Regions from separate parts of the Homo sapiens genome. Here region 2 is linked to region 1. A link is a contact called in ENCODE Hi-C or POLR2A ChIA-PET data. All regions are on one chromosome and are shown on one strand. The core of a region is the stretch at or near the end of the contact, and the rest is flanking DNA. Distances in the headings are between cores, read along the strand shown.

Evidence for each region. A loop is a pair of places that touch in the nucleus more often than their neighbours do. ChIA-PET counts read pairs that join two places held with the same protein, here RNA polymerase II (POLR2A). Pooled maps may share reads with other maps.
Region 2: a loop to region 1 is called in a map with no recorded cell type, with 4 times the contacts of the local background. The contact joins the promoter of DNAL1 here to the enhancer-like site in region 1. A Hi-C loop is called at or near these places in 5 of 37 single-sample maps with no recorded cell type and 8 of 50 pooled maps. POLR2A ChIA-PET finds 5 or more read pairs at or near these places in 4 of 52 experiments (GM12878, H1, Panc1 and 1 more).

Annotation. Positions count from the first base shown.
Region 1 is chr14:73,693,057-73,697,907 of GRCh38, reverse strand. It overlaps DNAL1 (dynein axonemal light chain 1), which reads right to left. Exons shown (of 8, transcript NM_031427.4): 8 at 1-2,006. The coding sequence ends at 1,966. Among named protein-coding and RNA genes, the nearest start is that of PNMA1, 19 kb to the left of the region's middle. Within about 2 kb of position 1,292, at least 4 of the 41 ENCODE cell types and tissues checked have a DNase peak (open chromatin) inside an H3K27ac peak, as active enhancers do; they include GM12878, where a contact is called at or near this core.
Region 2 is chr14:73,642,196-73,646,971 of GRCh38, reverse strand. DNAL1 (dynein axonemal light chain 1) reads right to left here and starts at 1,986. Exons shown (of 8, transcript NM_031427.4): 1 at 1,930-1,986. The coding sequence starts at 1,932.

The DNA.
Region 1 (4,851 bases), core at 43-2,542:
GGCTCATTGCCTATGGTTCATAAAAGAAATGTCCAAAGGCTTTGAATGCATAAACCAGCTAGAGTAGAATAAGGTTTCTTCCTATCAGATTGAAAAGAAGAGAGAAAAGAAAACTAAAAGGGTGTTAGACCAAGTTTTCCTCTTTTTTTTTTTTTTTTTTTTTTAAATATGGAGTCTCGCTCTATTGCCCAGGCTGGAGTGCAATGGCGCAATCTCGGCTCACTGCAACCTCCGCCTCCCGGGTTCAAATGATTCTCCTGCCTCAGCCTCCCGAGTAGTTGGGACTACAGGCGCCCACCACCAGGACTGGCTAATTTTTGTATTTTTAGTAGAGACGGGGTTTCACCATGTTGGTCAGGCTGGTCTTGAACTCCTGATCTCAGATGATCCGCCCGCCTCGGCCTCCCAAAGTGCTGGGATGACAGGCATGAGCCACCACGCCTGGCCTCTTGTTTGTATTTAGAGTTGATTGTCAAAGCAGTGGTCCCTTTTGATCAGAGTAACTTAGAAAAATCAAGTAATTCCTATGTAAATGATAGCTGAAATCTTCTGAAACCCAGGACTACTTATGCAATCACTTTTTAAAGATGATTCTTCCCTCTTTCACTGTGATTTTATGCAAGTAAAATCACACAAGTAGATGGGGAAACCAGAATCAACAGTCTCTGAGGGACTTTAGGCACAATTTGGCAGAGGGCCCCTGACTTCTTTTCTGCAATCTAATAGTGATCCAGCCATGGCCTCCTATGACCTCATCTGCTTACTGACTACAATGTCTTACATTTTCCTGAAGGATTTTTTGTTTACATGATAAATTCTAACCTCTGCATCTAACTATTGCTTTGCAATTTTGAGGTTAAATCACCTACACTGCTTTATGTAGGAGACAATCCTCAAACATATTGCCATTTGCCTGGGATCTCATAATGAAACATCTCCCTTCCCTCCACAACCACGTACATAATACATTTTAAGAGCTGTTTAACTTAGAACTTCTCAAAAAATATATTTTGAAATACTAAGTTTCATTATACCCTTACTTATAACCATGGTAGTCACTTTTCCCAACAATGAGGGTCACCAGACCAAATAATTAGGGTAAATTTTGACATACATCAATGGCCAGCATTTAGTCTAGGAATTCAAATATAACTAATGCTTTAAACACATAAGGAACTATAAAACCAAAATGTGTGCTTAAGGCGAGGTCCACATGAGTAACATTGCCACATTATCAGTCAAAGAAATGATCATGACAGTCATTTTAACCACTAACTGAGATCACAGAATGACTGTACACAATGACTCAAGTGGCCATGCATATAAAAACAACCTAAATTCCAGTTGACAATGTGCACATTTTTGGAAAAACAAATAAGTATAATATAGACTAGAAGGTCTCTGAGATACTACTTTTTCCTTTTTTCACCATATCTTTTCCAATGGAACTTTGGAGTCTTGGTTCCGGACCTGCTGTATTTCTAAGAGGAACTCTTCCCATCACCATGCTGCCTTCTGAGCTAAAGGCATGTGCTTCTGAATTGTACAGAGACAGACCTTCAGGAAAAATGTTCTGAATTTTCAAATGTACATCTTTTAAAATGTCTAACCTAAAAAAAATGAACAAACTGAAAAAAACATTTGTTCCTTTGTTATTAAAAATGACTGGTCTACAAAGGTTTTGTTTTAGTAGATGGGGCTACACAGTACGTAACTGAGACTGAAGACAAAAATCGAAAATTTGTGGTTTCTAAAAAGAGAAATAGGATATATAAGGTTGGCATTACCAGTTTTGGGGAGAAACACTGAATAAGTTAAAGGAAAAAAAAAGATGAGAATGAGTGATCTGTTTTATCTTAAGAAACTTTTGTCCCATACAGAATCTTTAAAATAGACAATTATATAAAATTTATCTATTGTTCTTATGACATTTAAATAAGTTAACACACAGTGGAAAGCGTGGCATTAGTTGTCTTCTTCCTCATCCCCTTTAATTACTGGAGTACCTAAAATGAAAAAGAAAATTATTACTGGTTATTCTCAAAAAATTGCTAAAATTCTAGATGAAAATATTTTCCTGGCCGGGCACGGTGGCTCACGCCTGTAATCCCAGCACTTTGGGAGGCTGAGGCGGGTGGATCACCTGAGGTCAGGAGTTCAAGACCATCCTGGCCAACATGGTGAAACCCCGTCTCTATAAAAATACAAAAATTAGCTGGGCATGGTGGCGGGCGGTTGTAATCCCAGTTACTTGGGAGGCTGAGGCAGGAGAATCGCTTGAACCCGGGAGGCAGAGGTTGCAGTGAGCCAAGATTATACCATTGCACTCCAGCCTGGGTGACAAGAGCAAAACTCCATCTCAGAAAAAAGAAAAACCTGAGAAGCTCTGAGATACTATGAAGTGTGCCGTAATAAAAATAATTTCACAAAATAATCTCTTTAATTTCAAATTATCTGAAAAGCTTCTCAGGGGAATTCTCAAATGGTTTAGTATACATACTTGTGAATATTAAGCCCCCTAACTGCCAAATCGCAAATAAAAATGCCTATGGCCAGGCATGGTGGCTCACTGCCTCTAATTCCAGCACTTTGGGAGGCCAGATGAGAGAAGCGCTTAAGCCTAGGAGTTGGAGACCAGCCTGGGCAACATAGCAAGACCCCATCTCTACAAAAAATAAAAAAAATTAGCCAGGCATGGTGGTGTGAGCCTGTAGTCTTCAACTACTTTGGAGGCTGAGGTGGGAGGATCACTTGAGCCTGGGATGTCCAGGCTATGGTGAGCTGTAATTATGCCACTGCACTCCAGCCTGGGTGGCAGAGTAAGACCCTGTCTCAAAAAAAAAAAAAAAAAAAAAAAAAGCCAACAAGTACCAAGTAGAAAAATAAAGTAAGTTCTGTACATGTTAAAAGCTTTCTATGGGCCGGGCGCGGTGGCTCACGCCTGTAATCCCACCACTTTGGGAGGCCGAGGCGGGTGGATCACTTGAAGTCAGGGGTTCGAGACCAGCCTGGCGAACATGGTGAAACCCCATCTCTACTAAAAATACAAAATTGGCTGGCTGTTGTGGCGCATGCCTGTAATCCCATCTACTCAGAAGGCTGAGGCAGGAGAATCGCTTGAACCCGGGAGGCGGAGGTTGCAGTGAACCAAGATCATGCCATTGCACTCCAGCCTGGGCGACAGAGCAAGACTCCATCTCAAAAAAAAAAAAAAAGTTTTCTATGTTAAGCATAAAGAAATATTCCTCATTTCCCACAATAAAATGTGTAATCACAGTACTGCCAAAAATCTGAACTCCTCTAATTGTCATTTTATATGACCTCCCCCAATTGCTGAACATTGGGGATACACTGAAAAAAAAATCACTGTAGAGGAAACAAAGCACATCTCTGGCTCTCACTGGGCCAACGGCCACCCATCTGAGCTTTAGCATTTGAAGCCAGTCTGACCCCAGCTGAGTATTCAGTCTTAACTCTTCAGCCATTTACCCTGCACTCCAGCTAACCTGATCAGTTCATCGTCTCCCAAACTCATCTTGCACACTTTTACCTCTGGCCTACTGGTTAACAAAGTTCCTTCATTTTTCTTTCCCTTTTCTCTTCTCTTCTCTGAAGACTTTATTTATTTATTTATTTATTTATTTATTTATTTATTTATTTATTTATTTATAGACAGGGCTTGCTATGTTGCCCAGGCTGGACTTGAACTCCTGGGCTCAAAGGATCTTCATGCCTCAGCCTCCCAAGTAGCTGGATCTACAGGTGCATGCCACCGTGCCCAGCTTAAAGTTCCTTCATTTTGTAATGTCCTCAACTCTCCTCCCATCTAAATCCTACCCTTTATGAAGAACAAACCCCAGTACCTCTCTTCCTCAGTGATGCCTTCCAAGAGGGACATGTTCTTTACGGCAGTGAGCATAGTTTGACCTCTCTGTACACTCCTGAGCATTTGTTTGTGGGACAAGTGAACTTTTTGTTGACGCGCAACATACAAAGTGTACAAATTATAACGTACAGATTGATAAATGTTCATAAAGTGAACACAAACTAGTTACCGGCACCCAGATTTAAGAAAGATTATCAGAACCCCCAAAACTGCCTCAGGCCCCCTGCCAGTCACTATACCCACAAAAGATATATTCTATCCTAATATCTAACACCATAGCTTATTTTCCTTGTTTTTTGTTTGTCTTTTTAAAGACAAGGTCTTGCTCTATTACCCAGGCTGGAGTGCAGGGGTGTGATCACAGCTCATTACAGCCTCAAACTCCCAGACTCAAGCAATCTTCCTGCCTCAGCCTCCCAAATAGGACCACAGGAATGATATAGTATGTACCCTGTGTCTGGCTTCTTTTATTCAACACTATGTTTGTATGATTCATCCATGTTGTGTAAAATTTTAATTCATTCATTTTTACTGCTGTTTAATATTCCATTGTATGACTATGCCATATTTTATCTATGTATTCTATTGTTCATGAACATTTAAGTAGTTTATAATTTTTAGCTATTAATATACTGCTACTATGAACATCCTCATACGTGTCTTTTGGTAAACATTCACACCCTTTTCTTTGGGGTATGTAGTTAGGAGGGAAATTGCTGGGTCACAAGGAATGTATGTGTAGAGTTTTGTAGATAACGCCAATTTCCCAAAGTGGTTATACCAAGTTACATTACCATCCTACAGGGTATAAGAGTTGCTTCACATCCTCACTAGCATTTGGTATTGTCCGTCTTTTTTATTTTAGATTTTTAACATCCCTCAGCTTTAGGCTGGGCGCGGTGGCTCACACCTGTAATTCCAGCACTTAGGGAGGCTGAGGTGGGTGGATCACGAGGTCAGGAGTT
Region 2 (4,776 bases), core at 737-3,236, 52 kb after region 1:
ACACTGAAAGATAAATTTTTTTAAATTGAAATACTATGTGGGTCAATATTTCTGGAGGGACCCAGGTCTGCTAGTTTGCAGACTAAGCCAGTTCTAAATACAGTCATGAGCTGCATAACAAGTTTCAGTTAACAACCAACCACATATAAGACAGTGGTTACATAAGATTGTAATACTGTAACTTTTCTATGTTTGTTTGTTTGTTTATTTGAGACAGGGTCTTGCTCTGTTGCTCAGGCTGGAGTGCAGTGGTGCGATCTCAGCTCACTGCAACCTCCACCTCCCAGGTTCAAGAGATTCTCATGCCTCAGCCTCCTGAGTAGCTGGGATTACAGCCACTCGCCACCATGCCCCGCTAATCTTTGTATTTTTAGTAGAGGCGGAGTTTCACCATGTTGGCCAGGTGGATCTTGAACTCCTGACCTCAGGTGATCTGCCCGCCTCGGCCTCACAAAGTGCTGGGATTACAGGCCTCTGGGATTACAGGTGTGAGCCACCACACCCTGGCCGCTTTTCTATGTTTAAATACACAAATACCTTGTTTCAACTGCCTACAGTATTCAGTATAGTAAAATGCTGTAAAACTTTGTAGCCTAGGAGCAATAGCCTACACCATCTGGTTTTTGTAAGCATATTCTATGATGTTTGCAAGGCAAAACTGCCAATAATGTGTTTGTTAGAATGTATCCCTGTCATCATTAAGTGACTTATAACTGTACTGGTTCTGATTCTCTATTTGAAGATTTTCAACAATCACCATGGTTCATACTTTCATAAATATTTAGGTCTGAGCCTTTCTTCACCTGAATATAAACCTAGGTTCCAGAACTTTTAACTTTCCTTGGCAGTGATTTTCAGCTAACTGCTTGGGGAACAAAGTAAGGAAAGCAGGGGGGAAACTACTTTTTAAAGAGTGGTATTTCATCTTGTTGAGGGCAGGCATGACTTCCTCATCATTTCCATCTCCTGGGCTCAATTTCTGCCCACTTATATAGCACTGGAATCACAAAAAGAAGACAAGTAATTATGCTTCTTCTTCATAAACATCTCTATCCAGTAGGACATCACATACTTTGCTCAATAGCTCTGGCTGGGTCTGCAATCCTTTTCAAACGACTAGTTAGAACTACCAAGTATGTAAGCAAGAGAGTGAACACATCAAGTAAGAGTTGAGGAGCATCTCTAGGTAAAACCATTACTTCATAAAGAGCTCTCATTGGATAGACAGCTGGTAGATTTCAAACCTAAGGCAACAGCATTTCTCAGTGTGGTGGGATGCCCTCCAATTTTATAATCACTTGAGGTGTGTTGTCGAAATGCACATTCCTGAAACCCCCAATCATATTAAAAATTCACAATCTGCATTCCAACAAGCCCATACCTATGCATACTGAAATTTGAGAATCACTGCTCTAATATATCCATCAGAGTGTGCTTTACAGTGTCACCTAATAACTGCCCTCGTAGTCATTCAGAAGGCAACCTGGGTACATCACAGGTTACGAAAACTGCTGCAATCCGTGTTATACAGAACCCTCTGGTAACCAGCCCCTCCCTGCATCTCGACGGGGGGGTCACTAAAATTACTTCTATGTAAAGAGATATCTTTATCTACACTCTCCTTCCCATCACCCTTCCCACTCCAATACGCTCTTTTTAGAGAATTTCCTGCTCTTCGCCCTCCCTTTTCTCCTGTCTGAGTCCCTCCACCTTAACCCAACCTCCGATCCACCCCAGGCCGCCCTCACCACAGACCACCCCCGGCCAGGGCTTCTCTTTCGCCTCGGGCCCCTGACTCCACAGAGCTAGCGTCAGCTACCGGCTCCCTTCCGCTGTTCAAGGACCCCCAGACCCTCAACACTCCACAGTCACCCTTTTCCACTCCCAATCTTCTCTCAGCTTTGGCTACGCGGCCCGAAAGGTACTCACCATTCCGGCGGTTGCTACTGTCACTGCTCTGGTTGCTAGGGCCCGCGGGGTCAGTGCGCGTGCGCACTTCTCGGCGCTCTCGGCGGAAGCCCTATCCCCGGCAGCGGTCCTTTCTCTCCGCCCTCAGGGTGGTGCGAGCGGGGCATTGTGGGACTGCGTGGCGGCCGCCGGGGTCCTCCCGTCCGGCTGTTGCTGGCTGCCCTTTTGCTTCCTTAGGTCTTAACCCCGCACAGGAGTAGTCAGGACCGAAAGCAATTTCAGCTGATCTGTAGTGACTTGTCCGCCTAAAGTTAAAAACCTTAAAACGTCCCCCTAACAACTACCCTTTTCATAAAATAATGTTCTTAATTCCTTTGCCCTAACGATGGCGTTTCCCACCCTTTTCCGGACGAGGGGAGAATAAGCGGCTTGCTGTAATTTCCCTCTCCATCCCATCCCACTGAGAATACCAGAGCCAAACTCCACCCATTTTATGTTTCTTTACCCCGGATCCTCCAGGGAGCCAGAGGCAGCTGAAAGCTCGGTTCCACATTTTAAATATCACAAATTGTTGGTTTTAATCACCAGGGTGTCTTTTTTTCCCCACCTACCAAATGAGCTAAAAATTATTAACAATAATAATAATTCATAGAGTTGCTAGGGGTATGGTGAAGTAGGGACACACAAATACGCTGCTGTTTATAATTGATACAGCCTTTCTGGAAGGCTGTTGGCTGTTCAAAAACTTTTGCACCCTTTGTGATCCAGCAGTTCCACTTCCAGGACTTTATCCTGAGCACAGAGATGTATGTTCAAAGCTTTAATAGAAAAAAAAAAATCAACTCAATTATCAACAAAAGAGAATTGGTGGCCGGGACTGGTGGCTCACGCCTGTAATCCTAGCACTTTAGGAGGCTGAGGAGGGCGGACCACTTGACCACTTGAGCCCAGCCTGGCCAACATGGTGAAACCCCGTCTCTACTAAAAATACAAAAATTAGCCGGGTGTGGTGGCACGCGCCTGTAGTCCCAGCAATTCCGGAGCCTGAGGCACGAGAATTGCTTGAACCCGGGAGGCGGAGGTTGCAGTGAGCCGAGATCGCGCCATTGCACTCCAGTCTGGGCAACAAGAGTGACACTCCGTCTCAAAACAAACAAACAAACAAACAAAAAGAGAGAGAAAATTGGTTAGTAGTATTGAACATCCAATGCAATAATGTACTTACACTAAAAAAGTACAATTGACTTGCTGAAAGGCATCTATTCACATCCAAAGATAGTCATATTTCAAGTAAAAATAGAAGTTACCAAACAAAATAGTTGGTACGATTTTCCTTTAAAATTATACATAGTGGCCTGGTGCAGTTTGTTCATGCCTGTAATCCCAGAAATTTGGGAGGCCAAAGTAAGAGGATCCCTTGAACCCAGGAGTTCAAGACCAGCCTGGGCAACGTAACAAGACCCTGGCTCTGTAAAAAATAAAAATTAGCGAGGCATGGTGGTACAACACCCATAGTCCCAGCTACTGGGGAGACTGAAGCAGGAGGATCATTTGAGGAGTTTGAGGCTTAGGTGAGCTCTAATTGTGCCATTGCACTCCACCCTGGGCAACAGAGCCAGACCCTGTCTCTAAAACAAAAAACAAAGCAAAAAAATGGAAAAGTTATACATAGTACACACACGTATATAAACATATATCTAAAAGGATATTATGAGGGTTTAATGTTTGCTGTGGACTGAGTGGTGGTACACCAAAATTCATATGTAGTGATCTGGTAAGTTTAAGTTCTTTGATACTTTCTGAGATGTCTGGGGGATACCTAAATTTTAAGCTTTAAAACCGGAAGGGTCAATTTCTATGTTTATTTTTTAAAAAACTGTCTATGGGACTATTGGATAGGTTTCAAAATCTTGGTACACTTCACATAAAGAACATTTTGAGTTCCAGATTCTCAAAGGTTAAAAACATTCACACAGAAAATAAAAGAATTATATAACTTGGACCCTTCTTTTGTTCTTTCATATCCTACAAAATGACAAAATAGATTCCAAAACCTGTTCACCAGAGAATGTGTGGGTCTGCTTGCTCTTATTTCAGGCCTGGATAAAATAAGTTGAAAGAAAGTTTAAAAATAGTATTGAAGGCCGAGCGTGGTGGCTCACGCCTGTAATCCCAGCACTTTGGGAAGCCGAGGCAGGCAGATCACCTGAGGCCGGGAGTTCCAGACCAGCTTGACCAACATGGAGAAACCCCGTCTCTACTAAAAATACAAAATTAGTTGGGCGTGGTGGCGCATACCTGTAATCCCAGTTACTCTGGAGGCTGAGGCAGGAGAATCGCTTGAACCCTGGAGGCGGAGGTTACAGTGAGCCAAGATCGCACCATTGCACTCCAGCCTGGGCAACAAGAGTGAAACTCTGTCTCAAAAATAAATAAATAAATAAATAGTATTGAAACAGTGTTCCCTAATTCAGAATATCTAGCAGACCCTTTGAAAAGTATAAGTAAAATAGTGTTAAATGATACAAAACAGAACCAAATAGAATATGTTAAGAAATCTTTAACTTTTAGGGCCTGACACAGTGGCTCACACCTGTAATCCCAGCACTTTGGGAGGCCGAGGCGGGCAGATCACTTGAGGTCAGGCGTTCGAGACTACCCTGTCCAACATGGCAAAACCCCGTCTCCACTAAAAACACAAAAATTAGCTGGGCATGGTGGCTCATGCCTGTATTCCCAGCTACTCGAGTGGCTGAGGCAGGAGAATTGCCTGAACCCAGGAGGCAGAGGTTGCAGTGAGCCAAGATTGCGCCACTGTACTCTAGCATGGGCGACAGAACGAGAACCTGTCTCAAAACAAAACAAAGA